Linked DNA regions of Mus musculus: all the other regions are linked to region 1. Evidence: chromatin loops called from intact Hi-C (ENCODE). Cell type or tissue: left cerebral cortex. All regions are shown on one strand.

Region 1 (8,000 bases):
AGCACTGTTGTTTCAATTTTAATATGCAAATCAATTGTGCAGGTAAATTAATATAGTAATGCAAGGAATGTTACTGATGATAATATTGCTTATCAGTATTAAAACATTTGCTGTCAATATCATTTAGGTCACGGTCAGAAAAACCAAAAAGATATCCTATGGTATCAGAATTACTGACTCTATTCTATCCTGTGCATATTTGTTTATATAATTAAACCTTAAATCACTTTTAAAGAAAATAACCAAAAACTTTAAAACAGTTCTTCATGAATAAATTGGAAGTCGTTTGGAAGTTCTGGGAAATGTTTGGGCTCACAGAATTGGGATCAATCAAGTTAGATTAGCACCCTCCAAGACGTGCAGATCTGAGGTTGGCATGAAAATCTGGGGTTATATCAGTAGTGTGCATGTGTGTGTGTGTGTGTGTAGGAGTGTATTTAATTTTTGGTTTTTGGAACTGGAGCTCGAACTCAGGGCCTCAGGCAAGCTAATCAAATACTTAACCACTGATCAGGCCCATGTCAGACGTGATCAGTCAGGACCATGTAGCACATTAGTGGAAGTGTTTTATAACCTCTGAACAAATGTTTCATAACTGTAGACTTATTTTTAGGAAAGGGTGGAGTCTGAGAATGCCGAGAGATTATTTTTACTGCTGGACCACAAATGAGAGCTCTAAAAGCCTTTATCATGACTGTGCTTTTCTGGTGGGCTTTGTAGGCCTTTTTGGTTGGCATTGTCGTGCCTGACCCTGAAGTCATGCCTTCCTGGGCTCAGAAGAAAGGAATCGAAGGGACCTATCAGGAACTCTGCATGAAAAAGGTCTGTACCCCAAGGTGGCTCCCGACAGGCTGCTGAGCATTTTATAAGTCACCTAACAAGAGGACAGAAAAGCTGACGACCGTGAAATCTAAATGCATAAGATGTGTCTGGTATTACTTTAAACATTGTAGGAACCCCAAAGCAGAGATTTGCCCTTTTGTGGTTATTGAAGACCTCCCTGCTTTCTTTAAAAACAAAAAACAAACAAACAAACAAACAAAAACAGAGTAAAACATTTGGTTCTTGGGACCAGGAGCCATCACACAAAGTTTATCTAACCCCACTGCCCCATAGCTTGGAAGGGAGCTGTCTAAGAGGAGGTGATTTGTCCCAGACCACACAGCTGGTTCATGGCAGAGTCAGATGTGAACACAGGCTCTCTGCCCCTTGCCAAGGAAAGGTGGATCTCATGTGTACTGGGTTAACAGGTATAGATAAGATGGAAACAGTACACAGCTCTTTCCGATTAAAGCACCCACCGCTCCATCATGGAATTGTCTTGACATCTAGGGAGAGTTGCTGTTCTGTGTTTCAGCAGCAGATGCAGGCTGGCATCTCTGGTTCTACTCTCCCTGCCCTGAGCCCAAGCTTGCATAGGAGTGACAGCACTTCCACGCTGACCAACAGACCACTTTAAACAAAGCATGCCCTAACCCACCCACAGTGACCTCTTGGGCCATTTGCCTCCCTTTCTCTCCCGGAGAGAGGTATAGATTGGCATGGCACCAGGTTACCCTCAATAGAGAAGAGACCTATGTGTCTCTCTCACTGGTTGACCTTAATTCAAAACTTTGTTCCCTCTATCTGCACCGCCCCCCCTCCCTGATTTGAAATGTGTTATTGTTTCACTTACATGGTTCAATTCAGGAATTGAAGAAAGCCATTCTGGATGACATGGTGATGCTGGGGAAAGAAAGCGGACTGCATTCTTTTGAACAGGTAACTGACCTTTCTCACCCACCCACCCCCCGCCCCCATGTTACATAGAAGCATGTTGACCCTGACCTGGCCTCTTTCCCTGCCTGGTATGTGGCCAACCAGAAGGCTACACACACAAAGACCCCCTGAAGGGCTGTTGTGAGCCAACTGACACCTCCCGCTCCTGAGCTAAATGAGGTCGCTGGACAAGTAAGTAAGGCTGTTGCTCGTTGCCCTTACAACCGCAGGCGATCATAAGGCCGAAATAGAAGCCTTGCTGTCCCCGAGAGATCATGTGGGCCGGTCAGGCTCCCAAGCACCCTACCTTATTTTTACTTTTATGGGCACTGCTGTCTTAGCAGCTGCAGGCAAGCTTACTTGCTAAGAGGACACTATCAGCCCAGTGGCCTTTCTGCAAAGGAGAAAGAAACAAAGCCCCTGCAAACAAAGGACACTCAGTTCCTCTGAGACTCTCTGTAGCTGGGCTCAGGACTGAGCATGCTCAGTCCACCTCCCTGCTAGCATCTGTACTCTTAAGTAAAAGCCAAAGAGAGGAAGGTTCCAAGTAGAAAATAGTAACACGCTAATAAAAATTTTATCCTTTGGACTTTGAGATAATTGTCTTTTATCAGCATCCATAATTGTTCTCTGGGGACAGCAACATAGATCAGCAAGTAATGGTGCCTGCTGTCACACCAGATGACCTGAGTTCAGTTCCTGTGCCCCATATAATGGGAGAAGAGGACCAACTCCTGAAAGTTGACCTCTGAACTCCACACATGTATGTGTGTATTTGTACATGCATGTGTGTTCTGCACGAATGCTTGTTTACACACATACACACACAGAAAGAAAGAAAAAAAGAGGGGGGGTAAACAAAATTTTTTTTCAATAACTGCTTTTTCAAAGGGTTTGGTGACACATGTCTTTAATCCCAGCATGTGGGAGGCGACTCTTTGAATTCAAAGCAATCCTGATCTACATAGTTCCAGAACAGCAAGGGCTCTGTAGAGAGACCCTGTCTAAAAAACAAACAAACAAACAAACAAACATGTTTTCTATCAAAATCGCCCAAAAAATATAGTATGAGGGATCTGCAAGGCTTATAAGAAGTTTTAAATTTTAAATGCAGTTTTGATGATAGCCTACAACTAATTTTAAAGTTGTTTTTAAGTGTAAAATTCTTATGTTTAATCTGAATCAAAATATGTTTATGCACAAAGGTTTCTTTTTTTATTGTTGTGTTGCTTGGCTTTGGACAGGGTCTCATGCTATAGTGGTTTCAGGTCAGAGCAGGCTGGCCTGCTACTTCTTATGTAGCCCAGGCTGGTCTTGAACTTGCTGCAATTCTCCTGTCACAGCCTCCCAAATGTTAGGATTACAGGTGTGAGCTAACTACCATATCCAGCTACGGTTTTAAGTGTTTAAGATTGTTTTCCTCTTGGAACAGATGTTTAAATCTAACCAATTTGAGAAACCAACTTTTGCTTGTCAGTTAAGTGTTTCAGGCTGGCTAAAGCTCGACTCCAAAGCACGGTGGCTAATTGGTACTTTTCAGAGTAGAAGGTCCATATTTGCCGCTATGGTTATTTCAATTTCCAAATGTGGTAGAACGTATTGTGTGGTCTGTCCTTAATGGGGATCTGTGTGGCTGGATCACATGTGGTCATGTGGTTCAGGGGCTACCCCTGAGTGGTTCCAGACCCTGTATCCTGGGGCAATTTGAAGGACCAGCTGGGGCTGCACCTGGTGACATCCTTGTGAATTCCCAAGCTCTGTACGCCATCTGTTGGTGCTGAGATGTATAACCTACACGGGACACAGATTAAAAACTAAAATGAAATTGGGGGCGGGGAGGAGGGAGGGAGGAAGAGAGAGAGGGGAGAGAGAATGTGTGTGTGTGTGTGTGTGTGTGTGTGTGTGTGTGTGTGTGTGTGTGACATTTATTTCCTTAAGATTATTTTAGGAACCTTAAAATCGCAGTGTTCTCCATTGCCTTTGGTTAGAACACTAATGAGGAAAGAGAGTCCTTGAGTTTCCCTGTGCCTGTGTAGTTTCTGCTCTAATAATCTGCCCTCACCATGGTAACCTCAGATGCAGGAAAGTCATGTGGCATCCCAGAGGTCTTCGGTGTCATTGCCAAAGTTGTCACCTCTTGGTCTTCTCTGTCATTCTGTCCTCATTGCTTTATGCCACCCCAAGACACACACACACACACACACACACACACACACACACACACACACACACACACGGAGCCTCTGCTGACGAATGGCAGGACTCCTGTCCAGAGGAAGGTGCACTCCGGACACAGGCTGTCCCTCACAGAGGTTGCCCCAATTGATCCACAGTCCATGTTTGCCTTGGTCTTTTCCCTTTTCAAAATTAAGTGGCCAGAGGCTGGGGGTGTGGTTTAACTGGCAAGTCGTTGCCGAGAATGTAGCCCTGGATTTGACACCCAGCACCACGTCCACTAGGCATGGAGGCAGTGTATATAACCCCAGCGCGAGGAAAGTAGATGTAGAGAGATCAGAAATTCAAAGCTGTCCCAACTACAAAGCAAGCTCCAGACCAACTGAGGCTCTAAGACCTCGTCTCAAGCGAACAAACAAAGCAAACAAACCCCAAAACCATCAACCAATGATAGTAGCCCGCACAAAAATCATCAACCAATGATAGTGGCCCGCACAAAAAAAAACCATCAACCAATGATAGTGGCCCGCACAAAAACCATCAACCAATGATAGTGGCCCGCACAAAAACCATCAACCAATGATAGTGGCCCGCACTTGCCATCCCCTCTCTGGGGAGGCTAAGACAGGAGGAGGAGCAGAGACTCAGGGCCAACCCAGGGCTGTGTAGTGAGATTTTTGTCTCAAGGGAGAGGGGGAAGCTATTAAGGATTAGCCCTATTTTTACAGGTGGCTCGCCTGCATGTATTTAAGTGCACTACGTGAATGTATGCTGCCCTCAGAGGCCAGAAGATGACCCCACATCCCCAGAATGGTTGTGAGGTGCTGGGAACCAAGCCACTGTCCTCTGCAAGAGCAGTAAGTGCTCTTACCTGCTGAGCCACCTGTCCAGCCTTGAAGGATTAGCTCTAAACACATGAAGAATGACCTAACTACATCCAGCGTTTACGTTATCCTGTATAAACTTTAGGAGTTCAGGGTTACCGGGCTGGGTTGCTTGTACTAAACTTTGAGTTAGAAAACAAAAATGGATTTACTGTGGCATAAATTCCAGAAACATGCAATTCTAAGAAATAGGTCAGCCATTAGTAATTGACAGAGATCTTTAGAAGATGCATATCTAAATGAGTAGATTAATAAATAAATAAATAAATAGGATACACTTAAACTGTCCTAGTAACAAGTAGATGACTAGCATATACTTGAGCACATTTAATTGTGAATTAATAATGTTCTTGATATTTGAATGGCTCACTAATTTGCATAGACAATACAGAATGAAGTTTGACATGTAGATTTTTCAGCTTCTAACCAGTAACCTTCTCCTTAGTCATATTGTGTTGCTTCTCATTGAAATGGATACTTGTGGAATCAGTTTAGAGATGCTTTTATCATTTCCCTGATTCATGGATATGCTTATCTTTCTTTCCATCTTTCATCTTAAATGATTTATTTATTTATTTTGTTTATTATCTACAAGCAAACTCGAGTCAATACCTTTGAAAATCTTCAGAATACAAAAGTTTGTTTTTGTTGTTGCTTTTTTAAGTTTCTGAGTTTTTACATTTCTTTATTTTATGGGTATGGGTGTTTTGCCTGAATATGTCCATGTACCACGTATGTGCAGTTCCCTTGGAGGTCAGCAGAGGGCGTCAGATCCTCTGGGTATGAAATTGCAGATGGTTATGAGCTTCCAAGTGGGTACTGGTCATGGAACCCGGGTTCTCTGGAAAAGGAGCCAATGCTCTTAACCAAGGAACTATCTCTCCAGCCCCTGGAAAGTTCATGGTCTTGTGAAATAACATAACTGGAGGCTTTGGAGGTCTTACTTTCCAATGCAATGTTTAAATGCTATCTTTTTTTTTTTTTTAATGAAAGTTCTATAAATCTCATTTCAATGACAAGTTTCAATATAGAAGTCTAAGCTAATGTCAGGCATTCTCTTTCTATTTCTTCTATAAAATTTATTAAAAGTTGGAAAGACCCAGGCATGGTAGTAAACTCAGGAGACAGAGGCAGGTGGATTCCCTGTGAGTCTACATAGTGAGTTGCAGGTCAACTAGTGATGCACAATGAGAGATACCTGTCTCAAAACTACTTATATTCATCCATATGTATGTACATAGATACATGCATGCATACATACATACATACGTATGTACATACATACAAATGGACTTGGAAAGGTGGCTTAGTGGTTAAGAAAAGTTGTTATTCTTCCAGAGAACCTGGTTTTGATTCCCAGCACCTGCATGGAGGCTCACAACTGTCTGTAACTCCAGTTTCAAAAAATATGATGCCCTCTTCTGGTCTCCACAGGCACTGCATGCACATATCGCACAGACATACATGCAAGCAAAACACCCATGCACATAAAATAGATAGATAAATAGATAGATGAATGGATGGACAGACAAATGGACGGATGGATAAATTTGGAAAGCCAGTTTCATGGACATAAATGAACAATAAGACTCCTTTTTTAATACACTGAAAATTAGACAATTTTTTTGTCTTAAGGTTTTTTTGGGGGGGTTGTGTATGTAAAAAAAATTCAGTGGATATAATGGAGTTTTTGAGCAAAGAATTCTTTGTCACCTCTAAATAGCCACCTGCTAGGATGCTGTACTGTTAATATCAGAGACATCTTCCTAGCCCCTTGATCCATCTTAAGAGTCATCTTTCCAAAGAGCCATTCGGGCTTAATTTTCCATGTCGAGAGTCATGTCCAAACTTGCTAGCAATGTATACTGCTCTTTCCAATATGGCCATTCTTTCCAGACCCATCCTCTTCTATGTCACATGTATCACATCTGTAACAGGCTGCAGAGATTTGAACATCACTGCCTCTGCCTGAGCACACGCTTCCAATAGGACCACTCCACCCTGTCCCTGGCTGTCTACAGCTGGCTAACTTAACGCTTACTCTCCACCGTTCAGCTCACATATACCTATTTAAAGAACCTTGTCTCTCACAGGATCATGTTTTGAGCTCTCAGTTTCCAACCTGTAGCACTATCTTGAAAAAGTCACGGATCTTTTAAGAAGTGAGACCTGACTGAAGGAAGCAGGTCCCAGAAGTCTTTGAGCAAACCCCTCTTGTTCTAATCTCTCTGCTTTCCATCCACCACCATGTGAACAAGTTGCAGCCTCCCTCCCATTGCCACTGATGGAGCCATTGTGTCGGCCTCCCTGCCATGAGGAACTCAATCCCTCTGAAACCATGAGCCAGAGATATTGGTCTCCCTTTAAACTGATTCTGTCAGGTATTTTGGTCACAGCAATGAAGAGAAACATAATAAGGAAACACAGCGCAAACTCTGCCAAGCCTAGGGTCTGTGGTGTATCAGAAAGAAATGCCAACTCACACAGAAAAACCCCACTCCCAGTCTATTGGGTTTTCCTTCTTTGCATAAGTGGAAAGATGGATGATCCCAGGTAGGTACAGGTCCTCAAAGACACGGACTTTTCCTGTCTCTCCACTTCTCTCAACCCTTAGTGTGTTGGCTTTTCAATCCATGGTGGTGAGGTGGCTGCAGTAACTCTCAACATTGCTCACATTCAAGGAAGAAAGGGGAGAGGAAATAGAAGTAGCTGTGCTTGAACTTTTTAATTAGGGAAGAATTTTTTTCTAGACTAGTAACCAGATATGGATCTTATGGCTGTCCTCTAGCTGCAAAGCAGAGCTGAGAAATCAGAGAACAGGACAGTCATGGTACGGATTCTGGGCCCAACTAAGTCAGGTTTCTGTTAGCACGGGGGAAGTGGGGCAGGGAGATTGGAGGAGCAGCTGTAGTCCCCCCCCCCCGGCGCTCATCCCTGCACAGGTCTGCCAAATACTAACACCTCTCGTTGGATTGTAGGTTCCATGTGAGTAAGCGCTACTTGTTTCTCCTTGTATCCCTGGTGTAAAACATAGTACACCCTGTAGGTGCTCAATGAACATTAGTTACCCTAAACTATACCTGGTTCTCTGTGTATTTTAACACACACACTTTGATGTGATTTTTAAAATACGTGTTAGAACTCTTTAATAAGTGCATTACCTCTGCAGAGATCACTTGATTT
Region 2 (8,000 bases), 82 kb after region 1:
AGTGCGGTGAGCGGGCCTGGAGCTCATGAAAGCAGGAGAGCTGAGCCTGCAGTTTTGGGTGACCTGGCTGCTGCTGTGTTGGAAAGCTCACCCTTGTGGTGTTGGTGCAGGAGGATTGGTAGATTGGCCAAATCAGCTCCCATCCAGGGCCAGATCCAGGGCTTTGAGTTGGCCCACTCCAACATCTGCCTCATCTCTGAACTGTTAGAGCATGTTCTGTGAGCATGAAAAGTCCGACCCTGCAGTCCAAAGCTGCATGATCTCCATGACACAGGGCAACAACAGGATATCTGAGAGGAGTCCCGGTAAGGATCCAGTATTGATAGTGTAGCAGAAGCCAGAGGCCTCAAACTAGACCTATGACTCTTTGCAAGTGAAGGTGTGTGTACAAAAAGGTATACTGTGGGACACACTGTGACACACTACAGTTTTTACAGGATGCTTTTTATGTTTTGTTTATTTACTTTTGTATCTTCTTTTGGGAGAAGGTTGCAAGGGCAGAGGGCAAATATGAAGGATGGGGAGATGAGTACATGATGTGAAATTTATAAAGAATGAATAAAAAGATTTTTATCTTTATTTTATTATATGTGTCAGTGTTTTGATTGCAGCATATACGAATGCCTGTATATCATGATGTCCATGATGTGCCCACAGAGGCCAGAAAAGGGCATCAGATCCCCTGGAACTAAACTTCCAGGTGGTGGTTCCCTGTCATGTGCATGTTGAAAATCTAACCCAGGTCCTCTGGAAGAACAGCTAGTGCTCTTAACTATAGACCCATCTCACCATTTAAAGAGAAAAATTAAAACTAAAGTTTTTTTTTTAATGTTGGCAATATATTTGATTTTCCTCCATTAGAACGTACTTCACCTGCATCTCCAAAGCAACACCAGTAAACACTATCAGCCCTCCACCAACACAGGCGCCCTCCTTCCGTTCCTTCTCTTCTATAATAACTTTTCTACATAATAGCCAGACTGGACTCATGAGCTGGGTCATGGCCCTTTCCTATTTTAACCTTACTCAACAGCTTCCATCACTCATGCATTGCGTCACTCTTTGACAGTCTCCTAGGTGAAGGTGATGCATTTGGTCACTTTTCATTCTCCACTACTCCTTCCTATTCCTTCCCACACATGCTGAACTTCTTCCCAACAATTTCTTCAATTTTCATGTTGTGTTACTGTTTTTTTTTCTATTTTCCTGTGATCCACGGAGTCTAAGTAGGGCTGTTTACACAGAATTATCATTTACTCTTTTGCAGTGCCAGGGATTGACCCTATGACTTCACACACGCACTGTACCACTGAGCTACATAACCAGCCTCTCCCACCACTCCTAACCTCCTTCCCGTGATTTGCAAAGAACCATGATTTAGATAATCTGGCCCCTTGTATTTTTCTACCCACATGCAAGCTCATGTTCCTGTCCAGAGTCTGGCTTCCCTTCTCTTCAAACCAAACCTATTGCTTCTGCCGAGCCTCCGCACATTGTCTTCTTTCCCTCAGAGTGTTCTTTACCATCTTTTCCATGGCTGCCTCCTAAGTTTTTCTTCCACCCCTTCGGTTTCTGCTGTAGCTCCTATCACCACCTGCAGGCATTTGGTTTCCTCCCATTAAGAAGTAAATTCCCAATGGGGACTCTCTCTCAACACTGTCTCCTCAGAGCCTCAAACAGGCTGAAGTAGGAAGGACACCAGGGATGCTTGCAAACAAACCAAGGTTTATTCCTTCTTGAACGTCAAACCACTGCCACTTTCTTGTCATATAGCCACAAAATAGCTGGCTTAAGCGTTTTAAGAATTGAGTCGACTCAAGTCTGTATAAATGGACTGATTACTCTGAGATGTTAATCAGTGAAAGTTTTCTTTCAGACTGATTTAGACAACTGAATCCAAGTTTATTAGCACGGTGGTTAAAGGAGCCAGATTATAGTTTTATTAGCCCATTTCCTATGTCAGACAAGCAGCAGATATGTACAGCGAAGACTACCTCTGCCATTTATATTTTCAGAATTTTTTTTCTTGTCTTTTTAAGTCACTATGTGACTCTATTTGTCCTGGAACTTCTATGTAGGCAAGGCTGGACTCAACTCAACAGCGGTCCACCTGCCTCTGCCTCCTGAGCGCTGAGATTAAAGTTGTGCATCACCATACCCAGTCAAAGAAGGATGGTCTTGAAGCTGATGGACAGAGACCAGTTTGGCAGAGACTGAAACTTCTAGGCTTATTTTTAATACTTCTAACTCATTGTTCCACATTCATGTACAATAGCATGAATGACTAGATAAAAACTGTTATATTTTCTCTATCCCTGCTTGACTCTTCCCTAAATATAAAGAGCTTGCTTTCAAGACACCTCAGCTTCTCTATGACAATGGATCATATTAAATAGCAGGGTAAATAAACGCTTCTGTATAGTATGCCTTATTATAAATCTGTATCCTTTCAGGGTTTTCACTCTGCTATTGTAGCATTATGTTGAGGTATAAGGGAAATGTGATGAACAGTAGCAAATACATTTGGTTTTTCTCTGTACTTTCAAGACTGAGCATTCAGACATGAAGCAACTGCATGAGTGGAGAACACTAAAATAAAGCATGTCTTATGCAAGCAGCAATGCTTCTCCTACTATTAATATCTATGATCACCCATGAAGTAATTTTTTCCCAAGATGAAGGCACATGAGGTTACTGTATTCGGAAACTTCCTTCTGAGGGAACCTGGAAAGATTCATCTCTGTGCCAGCCATGGACAGCCTCTTGTCCTTAAGAATCTTTGCTCCAGTGTCCAGTAGAAGCGTGAGTCTGATTCTACTCACTTTTATCTAATGTGTATAAAAACAAGAAACGTCAGCAGCTCACACACTGACTTAGCAGATGTATGGGGTTTTTTTCCTATATTTAAAAATGTCACAAATATTTTCCTTGAAAAAAATTTCACTGTTCTATCACTGTGAAGAGACATCATGATCATGGGAACTGTTAGAAAATATTTAATTGGGAGCTTGCTTACAGTTTCAGAGGCTTAGTCCTTTATCATGGCTGGGATCATAGTGCATAGCAGGCATGGTGCTACATCTTTATCTGCAGGCAGAGAGAGAGAGAGGGAGAGAGAGAGAGAGAGAGAGAGAGAGAGAGAGAGAGAGAGCGCACTGGTCCTTGTGTGGCCTTTTTGAAACCTCAAAGCAAACTCCAGTGATACACTTTCTCCAACAAGGCCACACCTATTCTAAAAAGGCCACATCCCCTAATCCTTGTAATCCTTTCAAACAGTCCCACTCTCTGGTGACCAAGCATTCAAGAGTATGAACTTATGGGATCCATTTTTATTCAAACCACCATACCCAGGAACTTTTGAAATGAGCAGTTTACAAAGGACCTATGAATAAAATCTAACTATTGCACTACATTCTCAGAAAGACCTTCCTGTGACATAATTTCATTGTTTAGTTCATTAATTGCGTAACACTAATCACTTTCTGCAATTACCTTACCATTTACAGTCTTCTTGCTTATAAAATTAACTTTTCTGTTGTTAATGTTGATCCCCAGTATACAGAACTTAAATTTGTGCAATGAGCAAATTTATTTTTTGATTCCCTGTGTAGCCATGGCTGTCCTGAAGCTCACTCTGTAGACCAGGCTAGTCTCAAACTCACAGAGATCCACCCTCTTCTGCCTCCAGAGTGTTGAGATTAAGAGTGTATGCCACCACTGCTTGGCTGCAAATTCTCGTTTTAGTTATCTATAATTAGTGCTTTTTAAATGTCTTGTGTACTGGAGCGGTGGAGACAGGAGAGTGAACTGGAGACTTCTCCCTCCTCCTCCAACACCTTCAGAAGGCAGCTCTGGAGATGAAGTGCTTGCTGTGTGAACAAGAAGACCTGCATTCCATTCCCAGAATCTACTTCAAGGATGGGCAAAGGAATGCAAGGTTGTGATTCTTGTGCTGTCAAAGAAGATGAAGCAGAAAGGTCATCCTACACTACTTGGTGAGCTCCAGGCCAGCAAGAGACCCTGTCTCAATAAATATAAAAAAGTCTTGTAACATGAGACTTTGTAACATGTTGTAACAGCTCAACATGCTGACCAGTGATAAATTATTAACGATATAAAAATATCCTGCTAATTTTTCTTTTATTCTTTTGTTTTGTTTTCTTGTTTTGTTTTTTCGAGACAGGATCTTTCTGTGTAGCCCTGGCTGTCCTGGAACTCACTCTGTAGACCAGGCTGACCTTGAACTCAGAAATCTGCCTGCCTCTGCCTCCCAAGTACTGGGATTAAAGACGTGTGCCACCACTGCCCGGCATTTTTTCTTTTTCCCATGTAAATAAGGGCTACTTATTTATTTTTTTTCAACTGCAGATCAGCTGACAACTTCTTAAAGATTTGGTTCCTATGTCTAGCTAAGTGAAATTCTCAAGCGTCTTTGTCTACCCTTGCAAACATACACCAGTATTTCCCCACATTCATCCACATTTCTCAGAGAACTTCATTCCACTGTACGAAATCCCTCATCCTGGTAAACGGATGACGAATTTGATCTGAACACTGATGGTTTGATAAGACTGGAAGGATGTTCGTGAGCTGTATTTTCCGTTTTGAGAGCAGTCTTGCCATTTGGTAACAATGTTACAGTTCCTCCTTTCCTCATACCCAGATATTAAAGATATACAGCTTTGTTTCATGGAAGTTCTGATTGTCTCTCTTAGACATTTTGCTAAACTTCTTGTTTGGTGATGAGGATCAAACCCAGGGCCTCTAACTACTGAGCTCTTTAACCGCAGTCTTTCAAATTCTAAATACTTAGCATAAAGGGTTAGATATTTTTAGATAGATGTCTTTTTTTTTTTTTTTTTTTTTTTTTTTTTTTTACGGCTGCTTGCCTCTCTTGGTTTTGCTTGTGATCTTTTTGGTTACCAAGGAGATCGAGCCTGAGCCCCCAGTCGCTAGATCTTCCTAGAGACTAAGTGCGGGCGTCAATGGAAACCGCACCTCAAGTCACAGACCTAGGTCTCCTCCTAGAGCCCTAGCAGTTTGGGAGGGTCAGAGGCGGGCCTGGGTCCCAGAGGCTTTCTCTTGCCACCCAGCCGCGCGCGCCCTCGCACGCCCCGCCCCGTGAGAGGCCGCGTGACGGACCCGTGAGCCAGCCAATGGCAGGCGGCCCCGCCTCCCCACCCCCACCCCGCCCCCCGCTCAGTTTGCTGCCACGTGATACGGCTCGTCGCCAGCCAATCGCCGCGACCTCAATCTCGCGCTCCGCCCCGCGCGCCGTGGCCGTTTGAAGTGACTAATTTCTGTCATATGACTGAGGCGCCCATGGGGGTGGCGGGGTGGCGGTAGGAGCGGGGGGCCTCCTGCGAGCTCCCAGCCGAGCGACCCCAGTCTTGCGGCGGCCAGCATGGCCCCCACCCTGTTCCAGAAGCTCTTCAGCAAGCGGAGCGGATTAGGCGCGCCGGGACGAGACGCCCGCGACCCGGACTGCGCGTTCAGGTGAGGCGTCGCGGGCCCCCGAGGGGTCGCGGCCTCGGGCGGGGCGTGCGGTCCCCTGCCCTCTTCGCTAGGCTGTTTATGCCCCGCCCGCGCCACGCGCCGCGTCCCCAGCCCCAGCACGGCGGCCTCGGGAGGCTGTCGGTCCGCACGCTGCCCGGGCTGCGACCTCACCGCAGGCCTCCGGGGCCCGGCCGGGAGCTGCTGTCTCCCTGTGATCCGCAGCCCTCGGGTGGCTTTGTGCAGACTGTCGCGCGTTCGGCCAACCTGCGGAGCACTGAGGAGGCTGGAGGAGCGAGTGGGCAGGCTGGCGGTCTGTCAGGCTTCTTGGAAACTAAAATTGGAGCTGTGCAGTTCTCTTGCCGAGCGACCTTAGTGTTATCGAAGGAGAAATGCGAAACCGAAGTGGTTAGGGTTACTACTGACCAGACTCGAGGAGGACTTGCGGTAGAACTTACTGTCGAATTTTCTTTCCCTTCTTACACCTGTTACTGAAAAGGAGTTTCTTGCAAATGGAAAACGGTAGCTGTGTGTGTGTGTGTGTGTGTGTGTGTGTGTGTTTGTTTGTGATTGCATGCTTTGTTTCTTTCTGATTGCAGTACCTGTTGCTGGTACAGTAACTTTTTAGAATTGTCAGATATATAGAAGCTTAGCTCAATGGTTAAATTCAGCCGTGGAATTGTATTTGAAGAAGATATTGTTTTGTCTTCCATAATGCGCTATGGAAACTTTCGCATGTAACTAGGCCAAATGTCACATATCAGACAAACTTGGCTGTATGGCCGAGAACTCAGTTGTACAGTAATAGTAAAAGGGAAACAGTGTCAAATTTTGCAGCAAGCCCAAGTATCAGATGACTGCACTACATAAGTCTTAGAGGCTTTAATATTTTTCAAATTATCCACGCTGTCAATAATACAGATCCCATCAGGAAACAATGTGTGAGATTGAATATCAAATGGCAAGTAATTTAACTGATATTTAATGGGAGAAAAAGGTCAGTTACCGTTTTGGAAACAAGCTTAACAAAAGAATTTTCATGGCAGTGGCTTTTCTTCGTAATGGGAAGTAAATGTCTTGTGCCGTAGTCATCTGACAGTTGTTTTTCCTTTGAAAAGCGAAAGTGCAGATAACACCAGATAATACACCGGGACACCTAGGAAAACCAGAGACCCGGGAAGCAGCCTCTGGAGAGAGATTTAAAAGATAACATTTGAATAGACCACTGTTTCTATTTCTGTGCAGAGACTGACTTTGGGTAACCAAGATTACAAGAGTCTCAATTTGTTAATGTGACCAAAATCTACTTTTTGAGTAAGTGTTCTATATGGTTGTGTAAGACTTTACTGCTGCCAAAGAACTTTCCCATCAGTTATCTCATTTCACAGTAACCTTGTGAGATAGAGCAAGTAGCAATGTAGAGATGACTTTATAATCCTTTTTCCAGCGTGGAAGCCCAATACCTGCAGTTCATCGTGAAAACTTGCTTTGAAAACAAGATGTGTACAAGTGTAATGTGAGAAAATGAGAATTCTGGATCACATACCTAGTGACTTGAGATCTAATTAATCCAGCTTTTAAAATTTCCTTGATATATAATTAAAATACAATAAAAGATGAATACACGGGGAAGGTTACTGTCCCATGAGGGCTGACAGACAAACACAGTTTATACTCAGCACTCCACTGAACCTTCACAACCATTCGTTCTGTCAGCTTGTGCTCCCTCCTTTTCCACAGTCCTTAACCCCCTTTCACCCAAGAACAATTTGGTCTGCTTTCTTTTGTTATATTTTGGCTTTTTGAACATTTCATATAAATGTGATTTTATGACTTCCATAGCCACATGTCTGGCTTCTTTTTACCCACAATAATGTTTATTGAGATGTATCTACGATGTTGCCTTTTTAGTAGTTCCATTCATCTTTTAAGTAGGTGATTTATTGTACAGATATAGCATACCTTTTGTTTTTGCTCTTGGGCTCTCTCGCTCTCTCTCTCTCCCTCTCTCTCATGTGTATTTATTCTTTTGCGTGTGTGCACGCGTGTGCTCGCTGAATTTGATGTTACTTGGACTGACCTTCCATCTTACTTATTGAGTCAGGGTCTTGTAGTCAAACCCAGAGGTTCCTATGATTCTGATCTTGCTACCCAGCTTGCTCTGGCAAACCATCTTGCTTTGCCTTAATGGACCTGGACTGACAAGTGACAGGGAATGCCCTCCTGGCATTTCTGGATTTCTGGGGATCTGAACTCCCAGTCCTCACACTTGCTGGGCGAGCACTTTAACCATTTGGTCATCTGTCCAACTCACAATTTGTTTATTCACTCCTCAGATAAAAGATACTTGAGCAATTCTTCTGTGAATATTTGTGTATAGATCTTTAATTAGAAATAATTTTTGTTTCTTCTGGGTATAGATACTGAGCAGTAGAGCTGCTGGCTCATGTGCAGAGTTTTATTTAATTTTTTAAAAAGTTCCCAAACTTCTTCAAACATACTTGTTT
Region 3 (8,000 bases), 89 kb before region 1:
TGTGTACTTTGGGGTTGTCTCTGATAAGGTTTAGACACAACATGTTTGTGTCTGGGGAAAGTGTAGTTTATCGTTTCTGTTAGAGCTAAGGATATCAGTATGTAACTGGTGAAATAGAAGCATGGAAGAAATGGAGAAGGAGGAGGTAACAGTTAAGGATGAAAAGAGAAAAGGCACAGGTGTGAAGTCCAAGAAGAAACTACTGCAGAAGTAAGAACTGTGGGCCTATCAGTCTCCACATGTAGGGAGGGGGCTACTAGTCTCAGTAATTCAAACAAGCTAAGTCAGTGTCCTTCCCAAAGAGAAACATCTCTACCACTAAAGATCACTCTGCCAGAATTCCCTGCTCTGGGGCCTGCTGCTGCAGGCTACAACTTTGCCTCTGGTGTCTTAAAGATTGGGTTTTGGGTGGCAGACTCTGGAAGTGTATGAGGCCCACACACATGAGCTTACCTTTGTGCGCCATCAGGGCACCGTAACAGCTCCCACAGCATACTCTCACAGTTCAAGGTGGCTCACCAGGCAGTGTCTTCTCTGGCAATATCTCCTGGTCTTCAGCCTTGGGTCTCTGGGTTGCACCAGCCAAAATCTGTGCATGCCTTATCCAGCCTTTGGCTGCATTTCCAGAGCCTGGACCCCTCTTTCCAGCTCCCGAGGTGTCCACCTATACTTAATTTGCAGTTGACCAGCAGGAGCAGAGTTGTGGCTGATACCAGTGGCTTGGCTCCTTTGTGGAGAAACTCCCACCTCGGCTTATTTCTGTTTTCTTTAAACATATTTCCTTTTCTATATGAATAGAGCTATTGTGCTTTTAACCTAGTTTTCATCTATGCACGAACTTCAGCTTCTAATCTACCACCTTGCCCAGAATGTTCTGGAATTTCTTTTTAAACATTGAACAATTGGTTCCATGAGTCAGTATGGTGGTCTCAGCTCACCACTGACACTGGGTCTTGTTACTATGTGGACTCGTTACTGGGGAAGCACGGCTGGACGGGGCAGCAGGTAGCAGGACCCTAGAGGGAGGCGAGGCTGAGGATGAGCTATGACTCTGCATGGGGCATGAAATAAAGCACAGATGCTGTTTCAGCTAGGATGGAATAGGACCAGGCACAAAAGTTCATGAGTGAAGGCAAGTGGGTGAAGTGGATACCCAGGAGAATTGGGGAATCTAGTCTAGAATCCAAGTTAACTGAACATATTAGACCCATCTTCCCCCACAGCACCTAAGTGAACCCTAAGACTAGGGGCATTTTCTTCCTCTAGTGGTCATTTCACGAACTGCAGAAACAAACCTCTGACTTCTCAGCCCTGTGAGCATCCCAAGCATTCAGGTGAGTGAGGCTGGGGAAGAAGAGGAGTGGGGGCAGGGAGAGGAGAGGTTTATTTCTTTGGGAATTTAAAAGTCTATTTGGGAGAGGTACATAGAAGAATGCATTTCTGAGCTAGTGGCAGATAAACTGCCCACTTCCTCCTACATCTTCAACAACTGGGCTGTTCCTCACTGGGAGCCTAAAGAGATAAAGATAGAAAAGAAAAATAAAGGGAAATGAGCCCCAGGATCTGATGTCAGTACCCAAAGCTGCCTTATGGGGCTCTTGAGGAATCAGGGAGGATACTATTCCCTAGTGTGGTGACAGAAAAAGAAGGCTCATTTGGCCCCTTGTCCCAGCTGGCTCCAAGGCTAGAGGATTCACCAGGCACCACCGGGCAGGGTTCAGGGAGCCGGGCTGGGAGGCACACAGTACCAGAGTCTGATGGTAGACTGAATTCCCACATTGGTGGTATCCCAGACCCCACCATTCAGGCTGTTTTCTGCAACCAAGACACCATATGGTTGTCCTTCTTGTGGTCCCCTCCCTATCCTTCCCTTTTAGAGGAAAGCCCTGTCATGGGTCATCTTGGACAATCCAGAACCAGACAGTAGGAACCCTACAGTGGGACTGAGCTGAAGGTGGCTGAAAGTTTAGGTAGAAAGAAAGGGAGGGGGAAGGTCTGGAAAGCCACAGCACTTTTGTTTGCTGGAGCTCCCACAGCGTTGATAACCGTGAGGAAACACAAGCAAAAGGTGAGGGCGCGTCCCATATGACAGCCTTAGGATACAGGCAAGCCCATAGGTAAGTCCTCTAACGATTTAAGGTTAAGGCTCAAAGACGCCTTTTTAAAGCTCAATCCGGCTCAATAAGTCATGAATCCCAAGGTCAGTCTGGAGTCAGGCACGAGGTAGGGAGAATAAATCAACCAAGAGAAGCCAGAAGCCTAGGCAGACATGGAAACTTCTGGAAAAAGTGAGATTTCTTTGTCTGAGTAACCTGCACCCTCAGAGAGTCCTGCCAGTTAGTTGGGAGCTCAGATGATGGTGGTAGTGGATAGATTTCCACTACAGGAAGTGTTAGGGACACTGCTGCAGTTCTAAGTATGACCACTAGGGGAGGCATTCTAATGGATTTCAGCATGTTCTCAGGCGCCAAGCCTGAATGAAGTCCTAGAGGGGGGCACTAGTTAGAAGCTGCATTTACTTGGTCTAACTTTGCCAAACTGGACTTCTGTAGTCCCATAAAACAGAGATCACACATTCTGGTTTGGAGTGAAGAGTAGATTAAATAGTAAAGGTTAAATGTCCAGACCAAGATCTGATACATGTTGCATGCTGTGTAGCCGCATGTGATGTCCGGACAAGTATCCTCTAGGACTGTTACAGAGATCAATCCAAACTCCTCAAGAAACTGGACGAAACCAAACCCATTTGTTCAAAGTTATTTATTTCCACAAGGGACAAATGAACATGGCCCCAGTCTTCCTTGGAATTTTCTTTGGAGAAACTCCTCCTCAGCTAAAACAGATATACTCACATCACAGAAGGCAATAAATAAATAAATACATAAATACATAAATAAATAGCCTTAATGGAATAAAATAGGAACATAATTAGGTAAAGCCAAAGGAGAGTTGTAAATTTCAGAAAGTAGATAAATTGATAAGACATTTGATGGCATAAAGGAATGTAAAATCCTTTTGACCATGGGCCATGAGGAACATTCAGACTTTAGGTGCTCTGCCTGCTGTTTTAACATTCCACGGTTCCACGGTTAGGAGAGACGGAGCCAGATGCGGGCTGAGGTGGTCTAGAGGTTAGCACTGTCTCCAGATCGTTAAGGTGGACCATGTAGAATCTCAGTTTCTTCCGAAAGTCATCCAGATCTCGAATGAAGACCCCTGGCAGCTGTGAGGAACCAGAAAAGAAGGCATTAGATGTGAACATGTTGCTGCGGGCCACAGCAAACTATAAGTCTGGTCATGGGCAAGGGCACAGCCTGCTAAACACGTGGGGGAAGGGCAGCTTACCGCAGAGTCATTCGCAGATGTAGGCAGGCAACAGTTAAGTTTCTGTGGAGAGACACCAAGGCATAGTCAGATCCCTCCTAAAGTGGAGAAGGCCCTACTTTCCTCTCCAAAAATGCTGGGAAAGGTAAAGGCACGGAGCCCCACCCCCCACCCCCAACCCTCTGCAGCTCCACACACCTGAAGATTGGACTTGATAACGTATCTGTCCTCAGGATCCACTTCTCCTTGGCTTTCCACGAATTTGGACAGGTTTACTCTCCGAAAGCTCTTATTCTAAGAGGGCAAGAAATCTTTATGTAAGGCCCAGGGATGTGAGAGCTGGGAGGTGAGAACTGGAAATGAAAGAGCTTGGGAGTTGAGAGCCAGGGAGATGAGATCCAGAGAGGTGAGAGCCAGGGAGGTGAGAACTGGAAAGGAAAGAGCTGGGGAGGTGAGAGTTGGGAAGTGAGAGCTGGAGAGATCAGAGCTAGGGAAGTGTGCCTGCTATTTGAGATTTCTTTGAACAGCCTTATTCCTGTCCCTTCATTATCCTGGGGCTAAAAGCTAGTGTATATCTCAGACAAGGGCCTGTTTCTCCCAAGCACCAGGTCTTAACTCCTGGCAGCCTGTGAGCTGTGTGAAGGATCTAAGCAGATTTGTCTGTACTTGAGGAAAACACATCCCTCCAGAAAAGCTCTAGAAAAGGCAGAAGGTTGGCCAAGGAAAATACCAAGATGCCAAAAACCCAGGCCAATGCTTTAATTTAATTAAGAATTTCTCGATACCTAGAAGAAAATCCTATAGGCTCCAACATGTTCCTAGGGAGGGGAAATATAGACATTCAGCACTCTTGCAAAGAACTTCATGTTAGGTCCAAACAAATAAAAACAAGACATAACTATTGTATCAAACTAGGAAAATAACTACAAATAGTAATGTCTGGGGCTGGCGGAAGTAGAAAACACAAACTTCAGTTTTGGAGGAGGAAGAAAAGCAAAAGACACAAAAGTCACAGAGGGCAATGGCATCCCCACTGAAAGTGGAGCCAGAGGCCTGCAGCAGGCAGGGTTCACCCACAGCTGTCTTCATTGTATATCCTAAAAGGTAACTTTCATTATTGCAGCTGACTGAGGTATATACTGAGGCTTGAGAGTCATCTGATGATTTCCTTAATAACCCCACTGAGATAGATGCAAAAATGGAAGCAAGGCATCGTGGAGTGATGGCTGAAGTCACCCAGGCAGGAGATAGATGGAACCCAAGAATATCCCAAAGCAGGGCTCTTACCCTCAGAGAGGGTCCTTCATCATCAGTTTTGAGTTCAGGTTCCTGTGAGGACATAGAAAGAAAGAATCATGAGGCTCACTGGCTTGAGGCACCTGTTGGAGCCGGCCTGCACCAGGCCAACCTCAGCCAGTTACTCACTGGGAGCTTCCCTATAATCTCCTTGACAATAGAGCTGCAATTCAACGTTCTGGTTAAACGGTGGGTATCCCGGCCACTGATTGAAGCTTGGAGTCCCAGGTGGAAGAGCATCAGGAGCAGGAGCAGCATGGTGTGGATGCTGGTGGTAGAGCTGGCAAGAACCATTGTCTCGTTCTGGTCCTCCAAGGGGTTCTGAAGAAGCCACAGGAGCCTTCACCTTATATGTATTCAGAGAGGGGTGGGGCGGGGCCCGGCGGGGCAGGGGGGAGGGCAGGCATCAGAAGCAGCTTTATCTGACATGGAACCTCCATAGCAAACCACAAACTTATTCATCACTTTCTAGTACTCAAGATTATCGACATGGGAAGAAAGACTGCTTATTCAAAGGCCATCTTCTTCCTTTGTCATAGAGATGGACGGAGTGGAAACAGGTTGTGGGAGGAAGTAGCCTGGCTCTGAGCCAGCTTGGGCTTTCTATGCAGTGGAATCTCATCCTACCATCCCTTGCACAAACTTGACCCTGACTGTACAGCCTATGTGGTGACTGTACACCCTACCTGATAGAGGTAGTCACCAGAGTCACTGGAGCAGACTTGAACTTGGTAGGCATTCTGGCACATGGTTAAACTTCCATGTGTGGGCTAGTCGTCTGGCTGGTGGTAGCCAGAGCTAAGTGTATCTCTAGGCAGCTTTCCCGTTGACTCTTATTCTTTGCAGGTGGATATGGAGTTCAGCTCACCCTTTCATTGGCCTAGTCTGAGTGCAGTAAGGCAATGCATGAAGGCCCACATCCAGAGGACAAAACCCTCGATGGAGATATGGCTGCAAACACTAGGGTATCCTTCTGATAACCCAGGCAATTAGGACTGGGGACCTAAGGACAAAGGTGGGCCTCGAGAATAGTATTCCTGGAAGCTGTGGGATGGTTTAGCAGGTGGTATAGCCAAGTCTAAACAGGGAGTGCAAGTGAAGAGAGGAGAGCATTGCCCTGAAGGAAAGCCATATTGAGGGATTTATATCCCAGTCGGCCCTGGAGCATGAATGTGATGGGAGCCTGCCTGCAGATCAGGCCTGCAGAGGTGGGAAGAAAACAGGGACAGTTAGGGGAAGTTCTCAAAGGACCTGAGAAACCACAGCTAGGGAGAAAGTAGGGAGGCCAGGAGGGAGGAGAGCCAGGGGACACTAGCCCCCTTCTCCATGGGACAGGTTGGCAGGCCACAGCACACAATAGGGAGCCAGATGAAGTTTTGGTAAAAGATGGGTGTGATGAGGCTGGCTAAATATTTCTTTAAGATGACTGGGCTGGGGTGCAGGGAAGCAGAGCATGGTAGAGAAACCAGGGTTTGGGTCGGGTTGTGGTGTGATGTGATCAGCGTAAGACGATGAAGGTTAGCACGTTATGCTGAGGCAGGGGAAACTGGGTGCTTCTGTCTTCAAAGCAGAAGCAAATATGGTGAAAGATAAGGGTGAGACATCAAGGGGGACAAAGACTGATTGAAGAGATGCTGTCTATGGCCTGTATACTCCAGGTCCAGCCAAGCAGACCTTGTACTAGGAGACTGGACTCCTGGATCCAGCTCAGAGCATACTCTACACTTAAGGGGAATCTCACTAGGGAGCATTTGGGGGTTTGGGAACCAGTTTGGGTGCCCAGGAGGCATTACTCATCAAATAACTTATGTTAAGTAATTGCTGTGTGCAGGAACCATAGATAGGACAGACCTCAGCCTCGAGGGAAAGGCAGACTAATGCTCTGTTCCTTTTCTAGTGGTCCTCGGGCCTGCAGGGTCAGCACCACACTCTTGGCTTTCAGACTTTCATTTTGACAAGACCCTCTGTAGCACACAAGAAGCTCTGATTTAAATCTACCAGTGACTGGGACTCAGAAGAGGCCCCTGGACCCTAGAGACCAGGGTTTGTTTCTTGACCTCTCCATTGTTGCTTGCTGTTACTTTTAGTGTAAGCACCTTGGGGATGGAAGCATGTCCTATGCGATCCCTCATTAAGGAAAAATGTCTATTTTTGTGTAAACAAGCTTTTGCTGAGAAAACTCAAAACAATGAATTTTAAAGCTGTGGCGACCAAACACTTTTACATGTAGCATCTGCCTCCTTAAAACTCCCAGTTTTGTGTTGTAGTGAGGAAACACCAGCAGCAGCAATGGGAAGCATGGGGCAATGGGGGAGTAGAGTACAAGCAAGGTTTATGATCTACATTTGTGAAAATGCCATAATGACTGTCCCTCTTGTACTATGAATATACACTAGTGATTTTAAAAAAAGTAATTGGCTGGGAAGATGGCCAATGGGTTAGAGTATGTGAATCTTCAACACCCACATAAAAAGCCGGGCATAGCCATGTGTGCCTATAAACCCCAGCACTGTAAGCCAGAGAGAGTAGGATTACAGGGTTCTCACATGTATGTACACGTGTATGCATACAGCACACACTAACATATACTGCATATGTACCCACATACATATGTGTGTGTGTGCACCACATATACGACTCATACAAAAGAAACTTTTTTTTTTTTAAGAAAAAAGGGGAAGAGAAATCATTGGCATTAGTAGGTTTGTTCCTTCTTTGAAACATGATACTAAGCTAGATATGGCTGCATACCTATACTCCTAGTCACTCAGAGGCAGGAGGATTGTGTGAGTCCAGGAATTTGAAGGAACTTGAGCAACATGACAAGAAGCTATCTCAAATGCTAGTATCAACACTTTTAATCAATGAAAGTAATTATAAAGTTTATTGAAGGGAGGAGCTAGAGAGATGGCTCAGTGGTTAAGAGCACTGACTACTCTTCCAAAGGTCCTGAGTTCAAATCCCAGCAACCACATGGTGGCTCACAACCATCCGTAATGAGATCTGACACCCTCTTCTGGTGAGTCTGAAGACAGCTACAGTGCACTTAGATATAATAGTAAATAAATCTCTAAAAATAATAGTTTATTGAAGGGAACGAAACTTCATGCGAGTAGTATTGAGACACGTGGGTTGATTGCAAGAGGAAGATATAGCAAAGTGTCCCAGGAAGCTTTGTCTAGTTTGAGACAACAGCTGAAACATTGGAAAACTGTTAGTAAAGGGGTTGAGGGACTCCACTGGACCTGAGGGAGGTTCTGGTGCTAATGGAGAGATCCAGATAGCACTGAGTGTTGTCTAAGTTTATAAAGTGCCAAGAGCAAAGTCCTTGTCATGGTTAATTGCCTTATTCTTCATGATGGGCCAATGAGGCAGTACTG

What was found. Hi-C counts contacts between places; a loop is a spot of excess contacts. Peaks named below come from ENCODE experiments on the same cell type or tissue, not always from the same donor. Only the 100,000 strongest peaks of a DNase experiment are listed, where the experiment ranks them.
Region 2: a loop joins it to region 1, with 2.2 times the contacts of the local background. A loop is called at or near these places in 4 of 42 quality-filtered maps.
Region 3: it touches region 1 in a loop (6-fold over the local background); 3 of 42 quality-filtered maps call a loop at or near these places.

Annotation. Positions count from the first base shown.
Region 1 is chr11:54,351,302-54,359,301 of GRCm38, forward strand. It overlaps Acsl6 (acyl-CoA synthetase long-chain family member 6), which reads left to right. Exons shown (of 21, transcript NM_001033598.1): 19 at 721-822; 20 at 1,690-1,761. Among named protein-coding and RNA genes, the nearest start is that of Gm12224, 10 kb to the left of the region's middle. In left cerebral cortex, CTCF peaks have their summits at 3,511, 5,562 (motif pointing right) and 6,246 (motif pointing left); DNase peaks (open chromatin) are centred at 668, 2,146 and 3,500; H3K27ac peaks cover 768 bases.
Region 2 is chr11:54,432,893-54,440,892 of GRCm38, forward strand. Fnip1 (folliculin interacting protein 1) reads left to right here and starts at 5,287. Exons shown (of 18, transcript NM_173753.4): 1 at 5,287-5,496. The coding sequence starts at 5,405. It overlaps LOC115487771 (a long non-coding RNA gene), which reads left to right and starts at 5,503. Exons shown (of 2, transcript XR_003949675.1): 1 at 5,503-6,015; 2 at 6,739-8,000. In left cerebral cortex, no CTCF peak of the experiment used is centred here; DNase peaks (open chromatin) are centred at 3,788, 4,661, 5,238 and 5,752; H3K4me3 peaks cover 2,999 bases; H3K27ac peaks cover 1,817 bases.
Region 3 is chr11:54,262,337-54,270,336 of GRCm38, forward strand. Il3 (interleukin 3) reads right to left here and starts at 4,943. Exons shown (of 5, transcript NM_010556.4): 1 at 4,750-4,943; 2 at 4,612-4,653; 3 at 3,523-3,618; 4 at 3,346-3,387; 5 at 2,749-3,223. The coding sequence starts at 4,914. The coding sequence ends at 3,068. LOC115487722 (a long non-coding RNA gene) reads left to right here and starts at 1,278. Exons shown (of 3, transcript XR_003949552.1): 1 at 1,278-1,334; 2 at 5,467-5,635. In left cerebral cortex, CTCF peaks have their summits at 1,264 and 2,422; DNase peaks (open chromatin) are centred at 2,423, 3,742 and 7,059.